Regions from separate parts of the Homo sapiens genome. Here regions 1 and 3 are each linked to region 2. The links are chromatin loops, found by intact Hi-C in ENCODE. Cell type or tissue: PC-9. All regions are shown on one strand.

Region 1 (8,000 bases), 210 kb after region 2:
GCATGAGGTAAGCCAATCAGATATTCTCTTCCAGGAGTTTGGAATCAAGGTTCAGTGATAGCAGGGGCTGGAACTGTAACTTGTGAGTGAGTTAACCCTCTGAGAGACTGGGTCCTGGTCTGGAGAATCTTTGTTTGCTGACTCCCAAGATAGGACAGGCAATGCTGAGTGTTCACATCCAGCTGTAGAAGCCAGGAGAAAGTTGGTGCCCCTGCATGGAAGGGTTGAGAGATTGAGGAGCCTGGTGGAATTGGGTGCAGAAGGGGGTGACCCAGGAGCACACTGGATGACGTATTTAGAGTAGGGGCAAAAGAGAAGAACCCTAATTAGAGGTGCTGCTGGGAAGATTTGGAGGCAGAGAATGGGTTTGAAGAATTTGCCTGGGAGTATGTAGGGTAACCCCTGCATTGTCCTGCGAACTCCTCAGTAAAGTCAGATGGGCCTCTTATGTTTTGGTGAGTGCAGAGCCCTGTGTCCATGCTTGTGTGAGACAAGAACAGGGGCTGGACAGGGGAACGGCTGGCATTTGGGCTAAATGGGCCAACTCAGATGTTATAGGAGGTACCTCTTGGCAGAGGAACAGATAAAGCTGGACAGTAGAGAGAAAAGAAGAAATATGCCATTAAGAGAGAAATAAAGGTGAGAGAAAGAGTGAAAGTCTTGCTTTGTGGGTGGTGGTGATGTCTTGTTAGCCACTAGTTCTGGTTCTAGTTCTGTCCTGAGGACTAGATGGTCTCCTGCCCTTGCTTTCTGGGAGGCATTCTTGTATACTTATTATACATTCTCTTTTTTAGTTAACCTAGCTCAAAATTGGGTTCTGTTAATAGCTATCAAAAACCTTAATAATTACAAGAAATCCATAGCACCTAGAATTTAAGTAAATCGAGCCAAGTCCTGTGGCTACTTAGCAGTAGGAGCTGGGTTCAGACCCATCTCCTAGCGCTCTCTCCATCACACTCTGAGTGGCCACCCTGGCTGCCTCATTGTTTTGCAAATACACCGACCTCAGGAGCTCATGCTGATCCTATTAGAGTTTGCTCCTCCTGTCACAAACAGCCCTAGAGGCCACTTCCTCACCTCATTTAGGTCTCAATTCTAATGTCACTCAGAGATACCTACCCTGACAACCTCATCTAAAATAGTCTCTAAATTCTTTCTTGTATACTTACTATAAATATTAAGTTTCTAGGCTTTACATATTTATTTATTTTTACTAAAACTTATTGCTACTAGAATTTATATTGCATGTTTATTTGTATACTTTTTTATCTACCTCCCCCCGTCCCCACCAGAATATAAGCTCTTTGAGGTCTGGGATCACCTTTCTTATCCATTGCTGTATTTTCAGTGCACTGACTAGAACTGCACCTGGCATATGGAAGATATCCATAAGTGTTTGTTTCATCAGTTCATTAAGCCTAGATCAATGCCATTTTCATGGCCTTATAATATTTGATCACAAACCTAGGAACACTCAGAAAAATCCTACTGGAGTAATCTCAGCAGTCTGGGAGGCTGAGGTGGGTGGATCACTTGAGGCCAGGAGTTCGAGACCAGCCTGGCCAACATGAGGAAACCCTGTCTCTATTAAAAATACAAAAATTAGCTGGGCATGGTGGCACACACCTGTAGTCCCAGCTACTTGGGAGGCTGAAGCATGAGAATTGCCTGAACCTGGGAGGCGGAGGTTGCAATGAGCCAAGATGGTGCCACTGCACTCTAGCCTGGGTGCCAGAGCGAGACTCTGTCTCAAGGGAAAAAAAAAGGAATGAAAACAACCTCTGAAGAATGTCCGTGAAACTTAGTTTCTCATCCTGCAGAGAAGATAGATGTCTGCTGGCTATTCTTCTGGACTGAAAGGATGTAGACAGTTGAGGCAATGTGCTCTGATCCAGCATTTATCAGAACAAAACAAAATACGTGTACATTCATTTCTAGTTGTTCTTTCACAGTTTTTCTGGCCTGGGAAAACAAAGCTTCAGTGACAGTCAAAACGCTTTTGTTCCTATGATATCACACTTTAAATTGCAAATGGTATCTACCTTGTTCTTGGCTTCATGTTATTTTCTGGGTCTGTTTTAAAAGATTGTTCACTGTGTTCATGCTCACTGTGTCCAGTCGGCCTGAGATGGTCTGGCTTGCTGAGAGTAGCCTGTCCCCACAGCTGTATGGGAGGAGAGCTGCTAGGACCTCAAAATGTCCAAATAGTGGCACTCACAGGAAGTCAGGAAGGGCGAGCTGAGGGAGGAAGCAGAGGAAATGGGATGTGCTCCCATCTGAGCCTGACTAGGATCTCTCAGTTTATAATTTTGAAACCCGACTATCAAACAGAGGGTTACTTTAGCTGTGGCTTTCAGACCCTGGTCCCCGTGTAGCCATGTCAATGGTAGCCCCTGACTAGCTACCCTGACACGCCTGCTATTTCATCCGTTGCTTTTAACAATGGGCTAATGAAAGGATGCAAGTAGCCGGAGAGTTAGCACCAGTCCATAACCAACACTGAAAAAATGGAACTGAAGAATTTAATAATAATATTAATTTGTGCTTGTATGTTACTCTTTCATGTTAACTTCTTCACTTTCATAGCACTTAATTTTAATCGATAAGAAACTCACTGTGATTTGGTGGCTGAGTGTGGTTGTTCAGCTAGTGAGTAGTAAGGTCTGGACTCAAACTCAGATCTCTTGACTGCAAGATCAGGGCTCTTTCCACCGCAGCTGCCTCCCTATGTCTGCATTCAAAGAATGGCTTGCTATACAATTTATTTTCGTGATTATGTTACATTGCCAAATAAGCACGGTCTTTTAGAGTCACAAATTCAGAGAAAGCTAAAGATAAATCAGCAGCCTGAAAAAGACAGTTGATAGTCTTTATTTGGTAAATCACAACACGAAGCCAGACCTTGACCCAAATTTGATGGTAGCCTTGTTTCTAATGAGGGCCCTGTCTGATGCAAGTGAAAAATGCAGTAACTCAGATTTATAGGCAGCCATCTCCATGCCTGGGGAGGCAGTGCCTGGAGCCTTCTCATCTGGCTTGCTGAGTCAAAGTCACTAAGTCTTTCTGCTCCAGAAACCACAAAAGTCACTTTGTTCTTTGACTTAGTCCTGCCAAAATTCAAAACTTGGTGAAATCGTTGAAATGGCCAGCCAGATGCCATTCCTTCACCAGACTCCCGATAGAAAATGACGTCGTGAAAAAATGACGTCGTGAGTTCAGCAACTCCCTAGCTAATTCCTGAGATTTCAAAGGCATTAGTAATTAATTCCACTTCTCCCTTCCTTCCACTAGCCACTCATGTCAAATAAGGGGAGTCAATGTTTGCTTGAATTACGCAGATAATTGCTTATTCTTTCCACTTGCCTAGGCGTGTTCTGAAAGCCTAGATAACAATTACCACAGGAAGTGGTGACTTTCCATCTCACCTCTTTGCTTTGTTTATCATTTTAAAAAATGAACTGTGATCAGACAGATATTCCAATGCCCAGGGGCTGAGATGTGTAAACAGAGAAGATGGTAGAAGGGAAGGGCCCTGAGCTTGCTCAGAAAGTTACAGGTGGAAGAAAGGCCTTGGGGAGAGTAAGAAAGCATAAAGACATCTCTTTAACCTTCCTTTTAAAGTCTTAAAGTTTGTGATGCAGCAATTAAACTTCTGAGAATTTACCTTTATGTCAGTCAGGGTCTAACCTGGAAAAGAGAAAGCTCTCTGAGTGTTCAGAGCAGAGATCAATGCAGGGAAGTGGTTGCTAGGGTAAGGGGTGCACCCCAGAGCTGAGCACCACCAAGAAGCCCTCTAGCTGCTGGGCTGAGGGGACCTGGGTGACAGGTGGTGTCATCAGAGCTGGGACCTTGATGGGCCTGCCTGGCAGTGGTGAGACCAGTGGGGAGAGACATGGCTGCTGGAGCCTGAGCTTCTCCCCGCCCCCCTAGCCAGTCTCCCATTGCACAAACCCAGCTGGAAACCAAGGGACTCAGGGCCCTGAAAAGCCCAGCCTGCATGGGGTCACACAGCCCTGTGACATAAGGCAGAACTGGGGGAGGGCAAGAAATGGATCCAAGAGCTCACCGGCCCAAGGAAGCAACCTAAAAAGAAATCATCAATAAGTAAATGTTTGTGAATGGATAGAAAAAGTCACAGATTCTTGTACCTAAAGACTAAGTTTGGATTTAAGATAAGTGAGATAACGAGAAATCATTCCAGAAAAAGAAGTCCTGGAAAATATATCAGGCGAAGGATAGGTGGAATAAAAGCTAGAGTTAGGAGAAGTAAAAATAGACTATGTACTTGTTAAATGATAAGACGGAGAGAAACAACCCGAGTCAAAGTAGATAAAACATGCCACGACAAACTGCAAATTACAGCTCAAGTTCTCACAAATGAGTTGGACCTCATTTATAAGGGGAGAGTGTCAAAATAATTCCCTGTGAGATGTGACATGGGACGAAGCAGTGACAAAGAATCACAGAAGACAAACCTTTATCTTGAGGTCTTACCACACACTCAGGCACAAATTCGGTGTGCTGAGAGGCTGGAGTCCATGTCCTGATAGGTGATGGGGAATAAAGGATGAAATTGACAAAGAAACAGTGACACGAGGTCACAGTAAAGCTGTGGTATAGGCCTTTGAGGGCATGAACAGAATAAGATCAAAAAGCAACAGGAAACTTGAAGAGAGGATTCCCAAAGGAAAACCCAATTTTTATTTTGCCAAGAAAAGCCTAAACAAACAAAAGCTATATATCGCTGAAGAAATAGGAGAACAACAACAAAAAAAAAAATCCCAGAATAAAGCCAGGTCTTTACGTTGAATTCATTTAGATAAAATAAAACTCATTACATTGTCCTATTTTTCTCTATGTGTTACAAAGTGGTATTCGGTAAGCACTGGATTTTATGACCCCTGAATTTCTTCCTAGTCCTAAGATTCTACGATCTTGGCCTGTTTCGTTAAAGCGGTTGTGGTTCTGTGTCGGGCATTAGGTGAAGAGACTATTAGGGTTAAGAGCAGATTTTAATTTAATTGATATCCAACCAGATGATCGACTTGTCACCAATCGCCACTGAAGAACTGTATTGATAATGGGAAAATTAATCTCCTTAACAGTAGGAAGGAGGAAATGTGTTGGCCACACTCTCATCCCCAATGACCCTTCACCATGTTTGTACCAGATGAAATTGACTTTCTTTGGCTGAAGCTCTTTGGACACACTTAGCATCTAACCCAAGAGCAAACAATCTCTAAATTGGTCCGAAATTTAGGGAGTGGCCTGGTGCAAGAAATACCATCCATACAGAGACGAGGGAGCTAAACAGACTCTAGCTCCTTTTGAGAATTTGACTGTGAGATATGTGTAGAAAGAATTTAATTCCTCATTGTGTTAATGGTGGGGCAATTGTCAAGCTGGAGACTTCCTGATACCAAAAGATTTAGCAGCTCTCCTTTAGTGGCCCAGTTCAGCAGTGTAGCTCCGTGAGTGGTTCCTGAAAGCTTCATCTTGAGTCTTTCTTTTCCCCTCCCAATGACGCTACAAGCCATTTAATATCCATTCCTGCTTAAACCGGTTAGAGTGGATTCTGTTCTCTGAAACTTACCAAATGTAATTCCTGCATTAAAGGTATTACAGCCTTTTGGGGAGATAGACATGTGAACAAATCTATGAGGGTAATGCACTTTCAGGTACATAGCCGGTGCACTGGGAGCATAGAGGAGTGAGCGCCTAAACTCAAGGAAGCCGAGGAATGACTCACACTGAAACTTGAGAGAAGACACTGCCCAGGTTGCAGGTGCTAAGTCAAAGACCCATGCACTTGAGGGCTGCACGGAGCTTCAGGCGTAATCTGCAGGCAAAAAGGCATTGCCCTGTGTGGTTACAAATGCAAATACTGAAGGCAGAGAGATGAAATAACCAGCTCAAGGCTTAACAATTAGTTTCGTAGTCCACACTGGAGCACAGGTCTGATTCCCAGGTCAGTGTTGATTTAGGTAATATTCATGGACTCCTACATTTATCATGTGTGGATAAATGTTACAACAGAATGGAGAAAGTGGGCATATGACAAAATGTTTACGGAACAAGAAAGGTGAGAGAGTTGAGAAGTATGAAGCTGTTTGGCAGTCCCTGTGAGTGCCCTGAACCAAGGTGGCTGGAGCCCTTTCTGACTGTTCTGCCCAATGGGCCTTACAGGGCCATCTGCAGGGGGTGCCATAGCACAGTTCTGTCACATCAGCCCTTTGCCTGCTGTCTGCCTCATGTGGGGCAGTGGTCTGGTGTTGATTAGTCATTGTGGTCTGTCCCACAAAACAAAGAGCACCTGTTATCCTGGACACTGGACAGAGGAGAAGGGGGAGAGTGTGGCTAGATTTACTCAAATGTGTGACTGCTTTTGCAAAGACATTCTGGGAACCATGCTCCTACCTTCATCTCCCACATCTAGGAGGCATTTGTCCATCTCTTCACCATCCCTCCCTCCCTTCATATATCTCTTGCTATTCTCTGTACCTATGTATTCCTATATCTACAGCTATTAACATCAAATACTTATCTAGTGCTTACTATGTGTCAGGCAGTGCTCCAAGTGCTTTATGTTGATGAACTCAATTAATGTAGTCCTTACAACGGCCCTGTGATGTGGGTATTCTCTCATTTTCCAAGGAAGGAAACTAGACACATGGAGGCTAAGTCAACTGCTTAAGGCCACACATCTTATATCTACCTGTTCACCCACCTTCATGTTTACATCGCTTCTCTTTCCTCAAAGGGTGACTCTCTCATCCCATTGATCACCAGGTTTGTTGGTTCTATTTCCTAAATACTCCTCAATTTGCCCCCTTGGCTCTTTTCATCCTGCTTCTATTTTACCCAGTATAGGCTTCCTCCCCTGTCACCAGCCACTCCTGGTTTTGGATGATTGTCATAGTTTTCTAGCCAGTCACTCTGATTTCAACCTCCCCTTCCTCTTCCTCCATCCTGCACAAACGTACCCCAGCACAGGTAGCATGGTTTTTCTAAAACAGCATTTCCCAAGGAAGCTGCCTTGAGGCTTGAGGAACATCTAGCATGCCCGGCCTTGGACTTCTAGATGGCAATAGCACCTCTCAGTCATTGTGAGAAACAGATGCCCCAGACATTTTCAGACCGCTTAGCTGAGAATCTCTATTAAACACACACACACACACACACACACACACACACACACACACACACACAAATCAACTCCCTTAAATCTATTTAAAACCCTCAAATAGGTTTATGCATTCAACAAATATTTGTTAATCCCTTACCATGTCACGCACTGGGCTAGGTAGTAAGAAGAGTTGGTGAATAAACAATCCTCATGAAGCACACTGTGTAGAGGGCATGAGAGATGCCGAATAGCTGCTCACAGATGTGCTCAGTGTTGCACAGAAGTGTGAGTGGGGGGCAACAGGAGCCGGAGGAACCAGGAACGGCCCCTGCAGGATCTAAGATTTAAGCTGCAACCCGCAGGATGAGCAGGACTCAGCTGGTGAAGTGGACAGCGGAGAGAGGATGAGCATCCTGGCCAGAAAGAGCCACATAGGCACAGTTCCTGATGAGAAGCAGGGCACGTGGAGTCCCACAACAGAAAGAAACCTGGCAAGGCTAGGGCAGAGTGCTGAGTGTGGAGGGCGCAGGGGTGGGCTCCAGAAGGGGGCATGAGAAAGAGGCAGGTCATGCAGGGCCTGATGGGGTCACAGCAAGGGTACTGGCCTTCATCCCAAGACAAACAAAGTTGTTGGTTTAAAATCAACTTCACAGAGGTATAATTTAAAAACAGTAAAATGCCCTTTTGTTGAGTGTGTGGCTCATTGAGTAGCCACCACAGCCAAGATACAGCACATCACTCAGAAATTCCCTCCTGCTTCTTTGCAGTTAGTCCCTGGCCCCTGGTAACTGCTGTTCCTTGTTCTGATTCAACTGTTGCTTGCTATAGATTTAAAGAAAGGGGTCTGAAGGATCTGTCAGGCTGCAGTGTGGAC
Region 2 (8,000 bases):
TGCTAAACATACATTGCCTGCATCCTTTGTGATGAGAAAGTATTCAGATATTACTTATGGAATTCAATAATTACGAGGAAAATGGTATTAATAATAAGACCAGATACTTACAAAACATATGCAATGTGCTAAGTACTATTTTAGGTGTTTCATGTATATTATCTGTTTAATCTTCACAATAGCCCTAGGAAGTAGGTGGTTTATTATTCTCTTTTTCTAGATGGGGAAACTGGTGATGAGAAAGGTGAAGTAACTTGCCCAGGGATTCGCTGTTAGTAAGTGCCAGAGTGAGCAGGTGAATCTCGGCAGTCCAGTTTCAGAGTCCCTGCTCAGAAGCATCTTGCTTTATAAATAAGTATCAATCATCCCTATCAGATCAAGGCCATACTTTTCTTAAAAGGGATTTTGATAGCAAAGCAGCATAATAAAGGAAAAACACTTTTTTTAAAAAAATTGAGATAGGGTCTCACCCCTTCACCCAGGCTGGAGTGCAGTGGCACGATCACAGCTCACTGTAGCCTCAACCTCCCCAGGCTCAAATGATCCTCCCACCTCAGCCTCCTGAGTAGCTGGGACTACAGGTGCGTGCCACCACTATGCCTGGCTAATTTTTGTATTTTTTCTAGAGACAGGGTCTTGTCATGTTGCCCATACTGGTCTCAAACTCCTGGACTTAAGCAATCTGCCCGCCTTGGCCTCCCAAAGTGCTGGGATTACAGATGTGAGCCACTGCGCCCAGCTAAAACCACCATTCTTAATCTTGTTAGGAAGTGGAAATGAGTTTTTAATAAGCATCTATTCAGGGAACTTTGGTCTCCAGGAGGCATTTCCATTTGAGGGAGAAACATTTTTTAAAAGTGAGCTTGCCAAAAGGAGGAACATTTAAACCTACTGTCAGACAGATTAAAAGAAAAAATACACACTCAATGCAACTGCCGGGGGCGGGGGTGGGCATCCTGTCCCCAAAGCAAAATCTTGGCCCTAAATTCCATAAAGCTCCTTAACCACAGAAGAAGAACTTACACTGGCAGAGTCACATGGGTTGTGCCAATTGGAACAATTTCCATGGATTTGCCCCAGAATTTGTTTTTCCATCTCACATCTGAAATGAAATACCAAATATTACATTTTTAGCAGGAGAGGTAGGTAGATGAAATAGTTCCTAGGCTAGATAAATGATCAATCGCTATATAGTACAACCTCTTCACAATCAAGTCAATTATTGTATAGGATAACTTTTCATAAAATATAAGTACCAACCCCATATGGGCCCTTGGAGCAGAATCAGGGAAACTAAAATGATAAGATAAAGTCCTTTCCATGAATGCGAGAAGTGAAAACAAGTAGTAAGCACACAGAGAGGCCCAGGCTATAACTGAGTGTGTTATAAGGTAAAATGAAACCTGAGAAGAAGGAGTGACGAATATGCTTGGAGAAAGCATCAGAAGAGGCTTGTCAGAAAGGGCCATCTAAATGGGGCTTTGAGGAATAAGCAGGAGTTCACTGGGCAGAGAAAAAGCAATTTAAGGCCAAATAAATAGCTTGTCTGAGGGGACGGAAGTATAGGAAAACACAGTCAAATAGTGTGGTTCTGTCCTATAGGTCTCAGATTGTCTTATCTAGAGAAGAGTAGAAAGGTTGAGAACAAAACCAGGTGCAGTGGCTCATGCCTGTAATCCTAGCACTTTGGGAGGCAGAGGTGGGTGGATCATTTGAGATCAGGAGTTCGAGACCAGCACAGCCAACATGGCGAAACCCCTTCTCTATTAAAAATACAAAAATTAGCTGGGCGTTGTGGTGGGTGCCTGTAGTCCCAGCTGCTCAGGAGGCTGAGGCAGGAACCCAAGAGGTGGAGGTTGCAGTGAGCCAAGATCATGCCATTGCACTCCAGCCTGGGTGATGGAGTGAGATTCTGCCAAAAAAAACAAAACAAAACTGAAAACGAAAAACAATGGGCTCTCCAAGCCTGGCTAAGAGTCTGGTTTGTGTGCACTGAGTGGAAATAATCAGGCCACTGATGTGATTAGACATGGACCTTGCAAAGGCAATTGGAAGCCATATGGAGAATGGAACAGGAGTAGGAGAGAGGAGAAGCAAGGCGACAAGTTAAGAGGCTACTGCAATTGCCCAGGGGATAACAAACGGGATGAAGGGAACCAAGACAACAGACGCGGGGAAGTGAGTGAGCCCAGAAATACTAAAGAAGAAGAAATAGGCACTAGGTCAACTAGGTGACAAGTTAGATACAGACTGAAAAAGAACGAATTTATGAACAATGTCAGATTTCTCTAACTTGCAATGAATGGTGGTACCAACAGAGAAGCCAGGAAATAGAAAAAGAACAGCAAGAGGATCCCATCTGGCTGCTGCACTGAGGATCTACAGATCACAGGGAAATCAGGGTTGAAGCAGGGGGGACAGTGGGGAGCCCTGGCTGGGGTCCAGGTGAGAGAGGTGGGTCTGGGACCAGCGAGCACAGTGGGCCTCATATTGTTTAATCCTATTTATATAAAATGCCCCAAACAGGCACATTTATAGGCTGGGGAATATTGAGAGAAATGGGGCAGGTGGCAGAGGGGGTGGATAATATTTGCTAAAGAGGATTCTTTTTGGAGTGATGAAAATGTTCTAAAATTAACTGTGCTGATAACTGCACAGTTTATTAAATTCACAATTCTGTGAATAAAAACCATTGAATTGTACACTTTACACGGGTGAATGATATGGTATATAAGTTATATGTTCATAAAATTGTTACCAAGAGAAAAAAAAGATAGATGGCTGTTTAAAGCTAAAGTATTAACAATGTACTACATGGTTTATGATATACAGAAGACGTATGAAAAAATAGTAGAGAGGTTGGGAAGGGAAAATGGAAGTATACTTCTGTAAATCTCACTATATGAAACTGGCATAATATTATTTGATGATATTAAAAATATATAACATAAATCCTAAAGTAACAACTTTAACAAGAAACAAAACAGGTAAGTATAGCTAATAAGCTAACAGGGGAGATGAAAGAGAATGATAGAAATTATTCAATCCAAAAGGCAGAGAAAGAGGAAACGGAGAACAAAGAACAGATGTGACAAACAGAAAAGAAACATCATGAGGGCAGATTTAAGCCCAGCTACATCTACAATCACAACAAACGGAAATGGTTTACACAACCTACATAAAAGGCAGAGAAATGTCAGGCTGGGTTACAAAGCAAGATTTGGGAATCCTAGGCCCATGGAAATAGGTAGATTGCTCAGGAAAAGGCTGATGGGGAAGTATGGCCTAGGAGAAGGATGCTAAGGCTGAGAAGGGAAGGATGTAACACAGGAGCACACAAAACTACTTTGAGAAGACCCCTCGCATTAAAAAAAAATCCAACTTTTGGCTGGGCGCAGTGGCTCATGCCTGTAATCCCAGCATTTTGGGAGGCCGAGGCAGGCGGATCACAAGGTCAAGAGATCAAGACCATCCTGGCCAACATGGTGAAACCCCATCTCTACTAAAAATACAAAAATTAGCTGGGCATAGTGGCGCATGCCTGTAGTCCCAGCTACTCGGGAGGCTGAGACAGGAGAATCACTTGAACACGGGAGACGGAGGTTGCAGTGAGCCGAGATCGCACCACTGCACTCCAGCCTAGCAACAGACTGAGACTCCATTTCAAAAAAAAAAAAAAAAAATCCAACTTTTGAAAAAACAAAGAAGAGGTGCTTATAGCATGAGTGAGATTTACCAATTAGGAGGCTAGGAACCTTATGAGAATATTTCCAGAGGGTTTTGGTGAGAGAGCAGTTTTAATTTTAAACTTTAATAGCAAAGGTGAAGAAAGAAAACCATGGTACTTGTCACTTTAAACTGGAAATACTGATTGCCTCCAAAGAGAGAAACTGAGTGGCTGGGGAAGGGGGTTACAGTATACTGTTTCGTACTTTTAAAGTTTAATAGACTGCGTGTGTGTGTGTGCCTGTGTGTGTAAAGGTAACGTGTGATATCACTAGTAGCAGAGAAAAATATTTTTAAAATGTATATGTGCTCACTGTCCAAAAACCTAGGATGCTTATATGTTCCTTCTACAGTACACTTTTTTTTAATAAATTGAGAGATTAACAAAATTAATCCATCTAGGAAATATCTATAGCCTTATTTATTCTTTAGAAGATTTACCCACCCAACCCCAACTCAAAATATAAACTGAACAAAATTTTAGGAACAATCATCTCAAAAATGAAAAGAAGTAAGCAATGTAAAACACGACTTCAGAAATAAAATTTAAGTTTGACAAAAGCTGAAAACCCCTCTGCTGTCTACACTCTGATAAACAACTGTAAATATTTAATGTCTCTTGAAATATGTGAGGCATTTCAAATGATTTTTACATAAGATAAAGTTACAGAAATAAATGGAGGTGGCTCAGATAAACTAAGTGAGAGATGAGAGGCAAGAACAGGTGGCGCAGATCCTTCCAACCAGGCCCAAATCCAAGGACCACTTTTGATCTCAGTAAGAATTGACAGCAATTCTTGGATAAAATAAATAGATAACATATTACACAATATGATGGAAGTAAAATGTATTAGCACATTACCTTGCCAGAAAACAAAATTTCTAGACTCAGCATGACACGCAGAGATAGGCGGATGGTGGCTGACCTGATGGAAACAAAGGACAGAAAAACAAAAAATGAATGAACTTTTGTGTCTCATGAAATCCATTCTTTCTCCCCTGCACTGAGATGTAACAGCGTGCAATGCTGAACTGAAGGAAAAACTTCTTTAGTTTCCCTCATCAAGTGTGTCCTCAAGAGGGCGCTCCTGATACAGTCAGCTCCCACTTGCTCAGATTGGTCAAGGCTGAGGGGAAGGCCCTTGAACGGAAGCCTCCAGAAGCCTCCGTGGGAGGGCGGCCAGGTGGCGAGTGATGAGGATAGAGGCGCATTTTGAAAGACATAAAAATAAAAACGGAGACATGTGAGGACTGCTCATCCATAACATATAATCTGACATTGGCTACCAATGTCAACATCTCTTATTAGCTGTTCTGAAAGTAGCTGCAGATGTTTTAATTAAGATATCAAATAACAAGTATTTTAAATGCAACCCAAAATGTTCTTCCTCGGGCTCAGCCAATTTAACTCTTGAAAACTCTGCATCATAAAGTCCAGCCTCTTTTCAAATCACCTACAAGAAGACCAATGCAAGGTAATTTTTTTAAAAAAGAGTGTTTCTATTAAAAAAAAAAAAGGTAAACACAATTGTTGAGGAAATGTTAGTCAACTGTTAAGAAATTTTATTTATTTTTGGTCTAATAAAACTATCTTAAGCAAATAAGTAATCTCATTCCAGAAAAGAGAATCCCCTGGAGCAGAGAGTGCCCTTTGGCAAGGGGTCATTACTCATTTTATTCAGCAGTGAAGAGGCTGAAGAGAAAATGGCTCCTCCCTCTATTTCCTCATCTCAGTCACACTCAGGGAACGTTGAGAGGTGTATATGCTGTCATTCTAATTCAGCACTGGTGAAACCACAGTAATGCTGCCAAGGGTGTTTCCAGAAAGTTCTCTGATGTAGCTGATTCTTAACAGAGGTGTCTTACATTGAGAGTATCTAGCTCAAAGCCTGCACCTTATAAACGAAGAGACTGAAACCAGAAAGATAAAGTAACATTTCCCAAGCCACACCAATAGTCAGGGAAGAGGTAGCGGTAAGTCCCAGCAGTTTTGGTTTACCTCACTGGTTTTCAAACTTTGCAAAAAGAAGAAAAAAAATGTTTTAAGCAGCTGTACAGTTTTCAGACCCGTCTTATCAAGAACCCAGAATACTGAGCCCTTGCTTGAGATAAACAGGTGGGGAGGAAGGGAGGGCAGTGGGTGACAAATCCACAGCTGTTCACCTTCCTTGGGACCCTCAGCTGAGGAACATGGTTTGAAAACTACTTCTGTATGCCAGGCCTCCAGCAGGAGGACTGCACGGCTGGGAGGATGTGGTCACACACGCCACACCCAGATGTGACTCATGGGATTACAGCCGTACCAGTGTGGGCCAAAGAAAGGTAGAGACAAAGACGTAAATCATGTAGGCATCTTTCAGATTCCTCAATAAACACCAACGCCAGCTGCAATACAAAGCAGGAGACTCAAATCTGCTGCTCTTTGGTTTGTCTTAGTTCCCATGTGCCTCCTAAGAACGTGAGCCCTTCTGTGCCTGTGGGATTTTCAAGGGCAACTTTCACTTCAAGCACTGACTTAGAAACCTAATCCCATAATGTAACTCTCTGATTTCCTTTGATGTTGTCTTTTTTCTTTTTTTGAGACAGGGTCTCCCTCTGCCACCCAGGCTGGAGTGCAGTGGCACAATCACAGCCCACTACAGCCTTGACCTCCAGGGCTCAAGTGATCCTCCTGTCTCAGCCTCTCAAGTTGCTGGGACTAAAGGTGTGTGCCACCACGCCCGGCTAATTTTTTCACTTTTTGTAGGGATGGGGTCATGCTATGTTGCCCAGACTGGTCCGGAACTCCTGGCCTCAAGTGATCTTCCCACCTCAGCCTCCCAAAGTGCTGGGATTACAGGTGTGAGCCACCATATCCAGTTATCTTTTTTAAAAAAATCCTACCACTTGGAGATACCTTATATTAAAAAATGCTACATTCTTCTCCTTTTCTTCACTAGCTGTCTTTCGATGAAAACAACGGAGCTAGCTTTGAAACCATGGGATCATATAAAACAAAATCAAGGTGCAGTGGCATAGCCCTGTAATTCCAGCTACTTGGGAGGCTGAGGCAGAAGGATCCCTTGAGCCCAGGATCCAGGAGTTCAAGACCAGCCTGGGCAACATAGTGAGACACTATCTATAATAATAATAACCATTAATCAGCTCAAGACAATCCCCACTCCCCACTTCTCCACCCCAGCTGGCATGACCCACTATGAAATGGAAGGAAAGCTATGAAATGTTCCTCTCCCCCATAATGTAAACATATTTTAAAGTGGATTATTATGAAGTAGATTATATTCATCCCACAAAAACAATGTAGCAATGTGGGAGAGGAGCACTATAGCTTTGATGAAGAATTTGGCATCTTTACAGGTATGGCCGAATGTAAACACAGTATATAAAAACCATACGCCTCTTCTGTAATAATTTTAAACCCCATAAAACAGGGATAAATATACATCCATATGAATTACAAGAGAACCCCTACAGTATACACACATCTCATAAAAACCCAACCTTGATTTTTTTAAACTATTGTGTTAGATAATGAATGAATGTTTAGCAGATTATGTTTAGATGGGTTCAACACATTTTCTGAATAAGTCTCAACCTTCAAATATCAGTAACTTTGCTTATTTCTTTATGGCTTACACAGGCCTTTGGGAATGGTTTATTTGGCCCACATTGCTTTTAAGAGTTTTACAAAGCTTTCTGGGGAGATTTACATTGATAGCTTATTATTTTGTATATTTCCTCCTATTTCTGGAGCATCTGCCATGTGCTGCACTAGTGTCCGGGAACGAGGGAAAGGTTTTTGTTGTTCCATGGACCTGGGCCCTGACTGCAACATCATCTGCTGGCTGTATGACCTTCACAGCTTTTCAGTCCCTTCAGCCTCTGTCACCTCATCTGTGAAATAAGGCTGATTCCACTGACTCGGCCAACTAAAAAAAGAACACATACAAACTGTCCAGGATCATACACTGATGTGGATTAGGCAGAGACTAAGTGAAAATATACTCATTTAAAAGAGACTAAGTGAAAATACACTCATTTAAAAAATCAAAATATAGATTTCTAAAATGAGTGTATTTTCACTTAGTTCTTAGGGCAGCCTTGTATCTTGGTGAGCCTGATTTTATAAATTAGGAAATAGGGGTTCTGGCCAGCAAAGAGCTTCCCCAATGCCACAACATTAATGAGTGATAAAGGTAGCACTCCAAACCTATGTCATCCTCTTCCAGATCCAGGGCTCGTGTCCCTCCCCAAAGCCAGGACACATCATTAAG
Region 3 (8,000 bases), 88 kb after region 2:
TCCAACACTAGGATGCCTTCCATTTCATCTTCTGGGTGAGCCCTGTGGCTCCCAGCCTCAACTTGACAGTTCCTATGGCCACAGACATCCTTAGAACAAGTGAAAAATGAGGAAAGCGTGGACTCACACTCACAAATAATAGCCTCTAGCTCACAGAATCAGAAAGCCACATATCAAAGATACTTGCCAGTGAAGAAAGGAAGAGATCAAGAGACCCAAGTGGCCAATGTTGCTTACTACTAGCCTTTTGAAGTTCACCGATAGACAATTCAAAGCTGATAGGATTCCTGGGAGAGCGCACTTGCAGGCAGATTGGGAGAAGAAGGGAAAGATAATTTCCAAATGATTTCTATGCAAATGTAACCCTATCCTTCACCAGAAGAAATGCTATTGACTCAGATCTTGGTTTTCTACCTTGTTCACAAGGGTATCACCAAATAGATATGTTGATGAATACCTCAAGCGGACTTTTCAGAAGTCTGACATCTTCCTTAAAAAAAGAGAAAGTTGTTTGCTACACATCCACCCCTGTGTCTGCCAACACTCAATACCTGAATGCCGAGGGCTTTGCTCCAATGCTGAGTCCCTCCTCCTGGTCACATGGGCCTCACTATTGGCACATGTCCCCTGACCCCTGACCACAGACATCACTCAGGACAGTGGGTTTTGCTGTAGGGTTGACTTCATCAGGCTGTGTCCTCCCCACTGGCTACCATGTTCTCACCACCAATTTTTTTTTTTTTTTTTGAGACAGACTCTCACTCTGTCACCCAGGCTGGAGTGCAGTGGTGAGATCTCGGCTCACTGCAACCTCTGCCTCCCAGGTTCAAGCAATTCTCATGTCTCAGCCTCCCGAGTAGCGGAGATTGCAGGTATATGCCACCACAGCTGGCTGATTTTTGTATTTTTAGTAGAGATGGGGTTTCACCATGTTGGCCAGGCTGGTCTCAAACTCCTGACCTCAAGTGATCCATCCACCTCAGCCTCCCAGAGTGCTGGGATTACAGGTGTGAGTCACTGCACCTGGCCACTGGATGTTTTCTTAACAGCATGACAAGGAAGACTTACTCCCTCTTCCTAACAAAGACAGTAGTTTTGGAGGGGAGAAGTGGGACAGAAAAAGTACAGTTGAAATGTTAAAATGTAACTGTCAACTCTTTCAGTGAAAAGAAAATGTGGTATATACAGTCAGCCCGCAGTATCTGCAGGTTTCACATCCGTGGATTTAGCCAACCACAGAGCAAAAGTATTCCAGCAATAACAATACAACAATGAAAATATACAGATTTTAAAACAACACAGTACAGCAACTATTTACATAGCATTTACACTGTGTTAAGTATTGTAAGTAATCTAGAAATAGTTTAAATATACAGGAGGATGTGCATAGGTTACGTGCGAATACTTTGCCATTTTATATCAGGAACCTGAACATCCATGAAATTTGGTATTTGTGGCGATCACCGAACCAGTACCCCATACAGCTGTACATACAACAGAGTATTATTCAGCTGTAAAAAACTAAAGAAATCTTACAATGGGCAATAACATGGATGACTCTGGAAGACATTACGCTAGGTGAAATAAGCCAGTCACAGAAGGACAAATACGGCATGATTCCACTTATATGAGATATTTAAAATAATCAAATTCATAGAAACAGAAAGAAGAATGGTGGCTGTCAGGGGCTGGGGGGAGGGGAGAATACCAGTTATTGTTTAATGGATACAGAGTTTCAGTGAAGTGTTCTGATCATAATATACAGGTGTGTGTGTGTGTGTGTGTGTGTGTGTGTGTGTGTGTGTGTGAATAAAGTTAAGAGGAACTAGAACAGTGTACTGCCAGGCTCATAATCAGGAGTGTTGCACAACCATGCTGGAATAATGCCTGGAGGACTGGTATCAGGAGCAACCCAAGGCTTGCAAACAGCAGTGGTGAAAACTAAAGGGCTTTGTGGACACATAGCCAGAGCCAGATGCACAAATAGAAGATAAGCTTCTGGGTGTGGAAACTCTTCACAAAGCATCGGGGGTCAAGAGGATTGCTCCAATCCCAGTTGTTTTCCATCTTTTTTCTTCAAGGAGACGTACTAACGGGAAAGAATAAAATAACCACAGAGAAGACAAACTTGAAACCCACGACAGAGAAGAGATAGGAAATGTGCACCCAGCTCTGCTAAATGGGTTCTGGATACCAATTTAGCCCAAACAGATGAGGGGACTGAATGACTTCAGTCTTCATGGGACCTGACAGTAAGCTATGCCGGATGAGGGAGAGTGAGATAGGTATCAGAAAATGAAAATTGGGTAGATTCTGTGAAGATTATTAGAAACAGACAGGAAATTTCTGAAAAGTCTAGATCAATTATTACCAACCCTGGCTGCAAACTAGTGAAGAGCTTTTACAAAACACTGCTGCCCAGGCCCCAGCCCAGAGTCCATGATTGAAGTGGAATAAGCTCCGTAGGACATTCTGACACGCGTCCAGGGCTAAGAGTCATGACTCCATACTGATGAGTGTGGGCTCCAAAACTATTCTCTTTGATAGGAAGAGGGCGTAAGTCTTCCTTGCCATGCTGTTAAGAAAACATCCAGTGGCCAGGCGTGGTGGCTCAGGCCTGTAATCTCAGCACTTCGGGAGGCCGAGGTGGGTGGATCACTTGAGGTCAGCAGTTCAAGACCAGCCTGGCCAACATGGTTGAAACCCTGTCTCTACTAAAAATACAAAAGTTAGCCAAGTGTGGTGGCGGGGACCTGTAATCCCAGCTATTTGGGAGGCTGAGGCAGGAGAATTGCTTGAATCTGGGAGGCAGATGTTGCTGTGAGCTGAGATTGTACCACTGAACTCCAGCTTGGGTCAGACTCCATCTCAAAAAAAAAGAAAACACCCAGAGTCACAGCACCATGATCTCCTGGTGAAGCAGAACAAGTAATAGGAAACTAATATAAAGAGGCCTCCCTCCTGTCCTCATCTGCATAGTGAGTCATTCTGGGCTCAGCAGGCATCATCACGGAGCAGGTAGGAGGTTCCATCACTGGAGGCCTAGGCATCATTGGCATGTGACCTCCCATGGCAGCCTCATTCCAGGAGCAGGTCCCACTGGCATCATCCCAGGAGGAGGAGAACCCATCACTGACATCATGGGATGGCCACTTATAGGAGGTGCAGGCATCATACCAGGGCAAAGAGGAGCCGGGAGACTTGCGAGGAGGTGGGATCATTGCCCCTGCTGGGGAGAGGCAGAGAATGGAGTAGGAGGAACCTTTCCTTGTTGAAGTGCAGCCATTGTTTCGTCCATCAGGCTCTGAGCTGCTCTTCCACCCCATTCTGACAGCAGTCTTTCATATTCTCTTTGTAGATATCACTGTAGAGTATCTTTTGCACAGATGAAGAGTCATGAGTGAGGTATTTATTGCAGTAGTCACAATCACACATGGACATGTTGCTCTCCAGGCCATTGGCCACTCTGTTCCTACCACAGTGTCTTCACACATTCATCTGTTGATGGACATTTAGGTTGTTTCCACATCTTGGCTATCATCAACAGTGCTTCTGTGAACACAGGAGTGCTGATACCTCTTAACTTTAAAGTGTTGCTTACTGTCTCCTTTTCTCTCCCAGTTCCATGGGCAGTCACCAAAGTTTTGTCCCTCATCCACTTCTCTCTATGCACTTCAGCTCTTGATCATCTTTACAGGCCCCTTACCTTAGTAAAGCCTCTACACTGCTCCCTACCCCCACACTCCAGTCCCCAGCCTGGTGTTGGCCCCTGGATTCATCACTGGAACAGCAAGCCTATGCTCATTACTCCCTCATGCTGATATTAATACCTGCCACTGGCTTCCCTGACTCTGATTAAGATACCCACCCTCTATTAATCCAACCAAACTCCCTCTCCCAGAGCCCCCAGTAGTGTAGATTCTCTCTCTCCCTGACACTGACCTCATCACCCCCCAATGTGTTTTATATTCTTCTATTCTCAAAACAACCTATCCATTTTAGACCACCATTAGGCCCTGCAACTGACTCCACATTTTCTCTCCCAGCACTTCAATCCTTATATCCATTCCCTAGTTCAATTTATCGCCAGGCTCTCCCCTGCTCCAAATTCCCAATGCCTACAAGCTTAAGTAAAATAGCAAGGCCTGGCAGGCAAAACCCTCCACTACATAGTTGCATTTCACTGGTTTTGGACTCTGGATCTACCTCTCACTCTGTGGCTAAATGTCTGAGTTGCTTCGTCATGTGAAAGCAGGCATGAATAACTGTACTAACCTCACAGGGTTTTGTGAAGATTGACTAAAATAATGCATGTAAAACACTCAGCATAGTCCTTGCCAGACATCACTCAGTTACACTTTGGCTGTTATCACTCAAACTTCATCTCTAACAACTCATATATACATACCCTGTATTCTGCACTCTCCCTTTCTCCTAGTGAGTCCTTCTTTATGGAGCACCCTCCTAACCCACTTTCTCTCTTCCGTCTGTGGCAAAGTCCTCCATCTTCCGAAGATCACTTTCAGCATTGCCTTTTCCATGAAGCCTTTTCTCAACCCCTCTCCCACCCCAAATGCGTTTGTTTCCTCTTGGACTCTGCTTTCCTTTTGCGCTACCTGAAAGTATTAGTCACGTTTCCTGCACTCTGACTCACTCTTCATATCCTGACTGCTAGATGTTGGGTCTATATCTCACTCGGGACTGCATTTTATTCACCTCTACATTCTGTGGAAAGTAATTTACAAAGACTGGTAGCAATCTTTGTTGAGCCAAGGAAAGAGTTCTCAGTGTGAGCACATTTATTTATTCCCATAGGAGACTTCTGTCTTTACTGTTCACTGGAATCATTTGGGATTACTTATGTATTTCAGAATATTTCAGCTATTCCTTCCTTGTGAGATCTCCTTGCCATTTTAAGTCTTTGGCCACAAGAGACATCATTTCTCTCTTTTCTCTGACTTGTTTCAAATATTTCTAGTACCATAGAGATGTTATGCCCAAAGCATCCTTCTTTGGGGATTTCATTTCCTGGTTCCTGCCACTTTCTATCACTAGTTAATGCTTCCTTGTTGGCTCAGAAAGAAACCCAGAGCTATCATTCTCTGCATTATTTTTTCAGTCTTCTTAAAAATTAAATGATCGGCAAAACAAGTCAAGAGTTTATCAGAAGTTAGCCGAATGAAACATCCAGTGGGTGATTATCTGATTGAATCTCCTTTTTATCAGCACATGTGGTATTCATTCTAAAGTTTCAGTTTCTGAGAAGAAAGCGCCCTCCATAGCCTCTATCTGGCCATCCATAATACTGATCCTATTACAATCTTTCTTCCCTACCATGCCCTCTTTACCCAGGGATTCATCATTAAGGTCTAGATTTCCCCAAGACTGCTTCTTTACAGTAAAACATCCCCTTCTAAAATCATATTCTAGTCACGAGAACCACGCTAACCGTGGTGAGACAGATCCAGTGATGCTATCTATATCCAAGTTTTAATGTTTCAAGTTTATTTTGCTTCATTCTCATAAGCTGCACAATGGCAAAGAGCTGCAGGTATTTTACCAACCAGCTGCCCAGGCTTTTTTAAAAAGAAATTACTGATGTTCTCCTCCTCTGTTATTGGTCTTTTTATCTTTGCTCTGCCGGTTGTTCTCTAGCCAATCAAGTTTTAACGTTTTTTCCTTCCCATCAAATTTCAGTTCAACTCTCTTAAACAAGTTAGCAAATCTCTTGCCAAACACACTTGTCCTCAAAAGATGGCAAGAGCCTGCTCCACAAACCAAACTCGGCTTATCAACACTATCTGTGCTGTAGTTACTTTGCGTGTCCTTTTCAAGCACATGGTCTACCTTTCCCCAAAAAGTAGAGACATCAAACATCCCCCTCAAGTTCTCTACTTTTCTACCATGACTTCACAGAACTCATGATACATTTGAGGTTTCTTTTGACATTTAGAGTGTTTTTACCCAAACCAGTGAACGGGGTGATAACTGATAGATCTGATATTTTGGTAAGTTAGCATGCATGCCTTGGCTTGTTATCCAGCAATATCCACTCTCCCCTTCTTTAATAATAGAACTCTCGAGTTTTAATGTGGTTCATGGGCATCTAATAAGAGGCTTTCACTTCTAGCATTCTTTGCCGCTTGGTAGGGGCTTGTGACTAAGGGCTGCCAATGAGATGTGAGCAGAGTTGTTTGTCTTCCAGGTCATGGTCCTAAAAAGAGATACACATGTTCCCTGCCCTTTCCCCATTCCTGAGAGCTGGGAGGTGGTGATAGCTGGACCCAGAAATGAAAGACACACTGGTTGAAGACCATAGTGTCACCATGCCAGCCAAGGAATAACAATATCTGAACAGTTACATGAGAGAGAAATAAACTTTAATCGTGTTAAAGTTACCTAATTTTTGAATCTCTCAGTTACACAGGTATAGCACAAATAACATTGGCCCTAAGAAGCTGGCATGCCTTCAAATTAGGAACCTTAGGTCACCTCTGTACGTCTTAACAGAAAGCTGCCAATCACCTCTGTCCTGGCCAGCTTCCTGTGCCAGAAACAGGAACCTATGGCAGTAAGAATCCTTTTCATTATTTGACAAAATAAGGAAAGCTACTGTTTTTTTTTTCTTTCTTTTTTTTTTTTTTTTTTTTTTTTTGGAGACAGAGTCTTGCTTTTCTCGCCCAGGCTGGAGCGCAGTGGCGTGATCTCAGCTCAGATCTCAGCTCACTGCAACCTCTGCCTCCCAGGTTCAAGCAATTCTTCTGCCTCAGTCTCATGAGTAGCTGGGATTACAGGCACACACCACCATGCCCGGCTAATTTTTGTACTTTTTAGTAGAGATGGGGTTTCGCCATGTTGGTCAGGCTGGTCTCGAACTTCTGACCTCAGGTGATCCACCTGCCTCGGCCTCCCAAAGTGCTGAGATTACAGGTGTGAGCCACCGTGGCTGGCCGAAAGCTACTATTTTCAATTTGAAGGTGTGTATTACCCTGGCCTGAAATAATCCCAAATGCTCAAAATAGGATAGATGGTAGACATCCAATCTTCAAATCATTTTCACCTTCTCCAGCAAGCCAGCCCCTTTCATGTTGCATTTATCACCCACGTGGTCCCAAGAGTCACTACAGATCAGGATGAATCAATGTTCTGAATGGAGAGAGATGAGTCCATAGGTCCTATGACAACTCCTCCATTCCTGAATGGAGAAATCAGAAATGGGCTGAGTTTTCCTCCTCCTTCTGCAGCTTAGCTACTCTTACTTGTCCTTCAACACCTTACAAGGAAGAAATACTTATGAATAAATGTGGGCTAATAAAGGAAGCTACAGTGGAAAGACAGGTGGCAAAAAGAAGACAGGCACACTGATGAAAACTCAATTCAGTATATATCCTATAAAGTAACTACTATGTGTCCACTGCTGTGCTAACCCTTCAGTGATGGAAACTAAGTGACAGAAACTTAATCCAAGGAGGAAACCACTGTGATCAAGGAGATAAGATGTCACAAATGAAACAAGCCAGAACACACCCCAGGGTGGGCCATCTGGTAGGTGCTATGGGCAGTCACAAGGGAAGAGCTCAGTGGGGCTGGAGTTGTGAGAAAAAGCTTAGGAAGAGGTGGCCTGCAGGGAGCCGTGAAGATGTGGATAGGGCTTGACTAGGTAGAGAGAAGCATGGAGGACAAAGCTGTGAGCTGGGTCGGGAGGGGCACCTCCTGCAACATTTCTCAACCCCGGCTGCGTGACAGGATCACCCTGGGAAGCTTCTACAAAATCCCAAAGCCTGGTGCCATTTCATACTAACTGGTCCAGACACTGGGGATGAGGCCAGGGCAAGGGCATCCTGAGACACTCCCAGGTGATTTGGATACACAGCAAGGGTTGAGCCACTGCTCTAACATAATCTTGCATCCAGAAATGACAGATTTACTCCACAGAACTGCCTTCTTTAATTTTGGTATTTAATTTTGTTTGAGCATCTTATGCCAGACCTATGTCTGCT

What was found. A loop is a pair of places that touch in the nucleus more often than their neighbours do. Peaks named below come from ENCODE experiments on the same cell type or tissue, not always from the same donor. Only the 100,000 strongest peaks of a DNase experiment are listed, where the experiment ranks them.
Region 1: a loop joins it to region 2, with 9 times the contacts of the local background. A loop is called at or near these places in 9 of 110 quality-filtered maps.
Region 3: a loop joins it to region 2, with 6 times the contacts of the local background. A loop is called at or near these places in 21 of 110 quality-filtered maps.

Annotation. Positions count from the first base shown.
Region 1 is chr7:25,025,410-25,033,409 of GRCh38, forward strand. No RefSeq gene overlaps it. Among named protein-coding and RNA genes, the nearest start is that of OSBPL3, 49 kb to the left of the region's middle. RefSeq lists an enhancer at 3,409-3,910. In PC-9, CTCF peaks have their summits at 6,191 and 6,395; DNase peaks (open chromatin) are centred at 3,322, 5,792, 6,222 and 6,942; H3K4me3 peaks cover 971 bases; H3K27ac peaks cover 6,267 bases.
Region 2 is chr7:24,815,587-24,823,586 of GRCh38, forward strand. OSBPL3 (oxysterol binding protein like 3) reads right to left here. Exons shown (of 23, transcript NM_015550.4): 17 at 4,589-4,652; 18 at 1,024-1,102. Among named protein-coding and RNA genes, the nearest start is that of GSDME, 62 kb to the left of the region's middle. In PC-9, CTCF peaks have their summits at 4,825 (motif pointing right), 5,035 and 5,879; DNase peaks (open chromatin) are centred at 4,865, 5,425 and 6,025; H3K4me3 peaks cover 772 bases; H3K27ac peaks cover 3,857 bases.
Region 3 is chr7:24,903,154-24,911,153 of GRCh38, forward strand. All of the region lies in intron 1 of OSBPL3 (oxysterol binding protein like 3), which reads right to left. It also overlaps the pseudogene SNRPCP19. Among named protein-coding and RNA genes, the nearest start is that of OSBPL3, 73 kb to the right of the region's middle. RefSeq lists an enhancer at 7,527-7,676. In PC-9, no CTCF peak of the experiment used is centred here; DNase peaks (open chromatin) are centred at 3,012, 4,628 and 4,938; H3K4me3 peaks cover 1,282 bases; H3K27ac peaks cover 3,694 bases.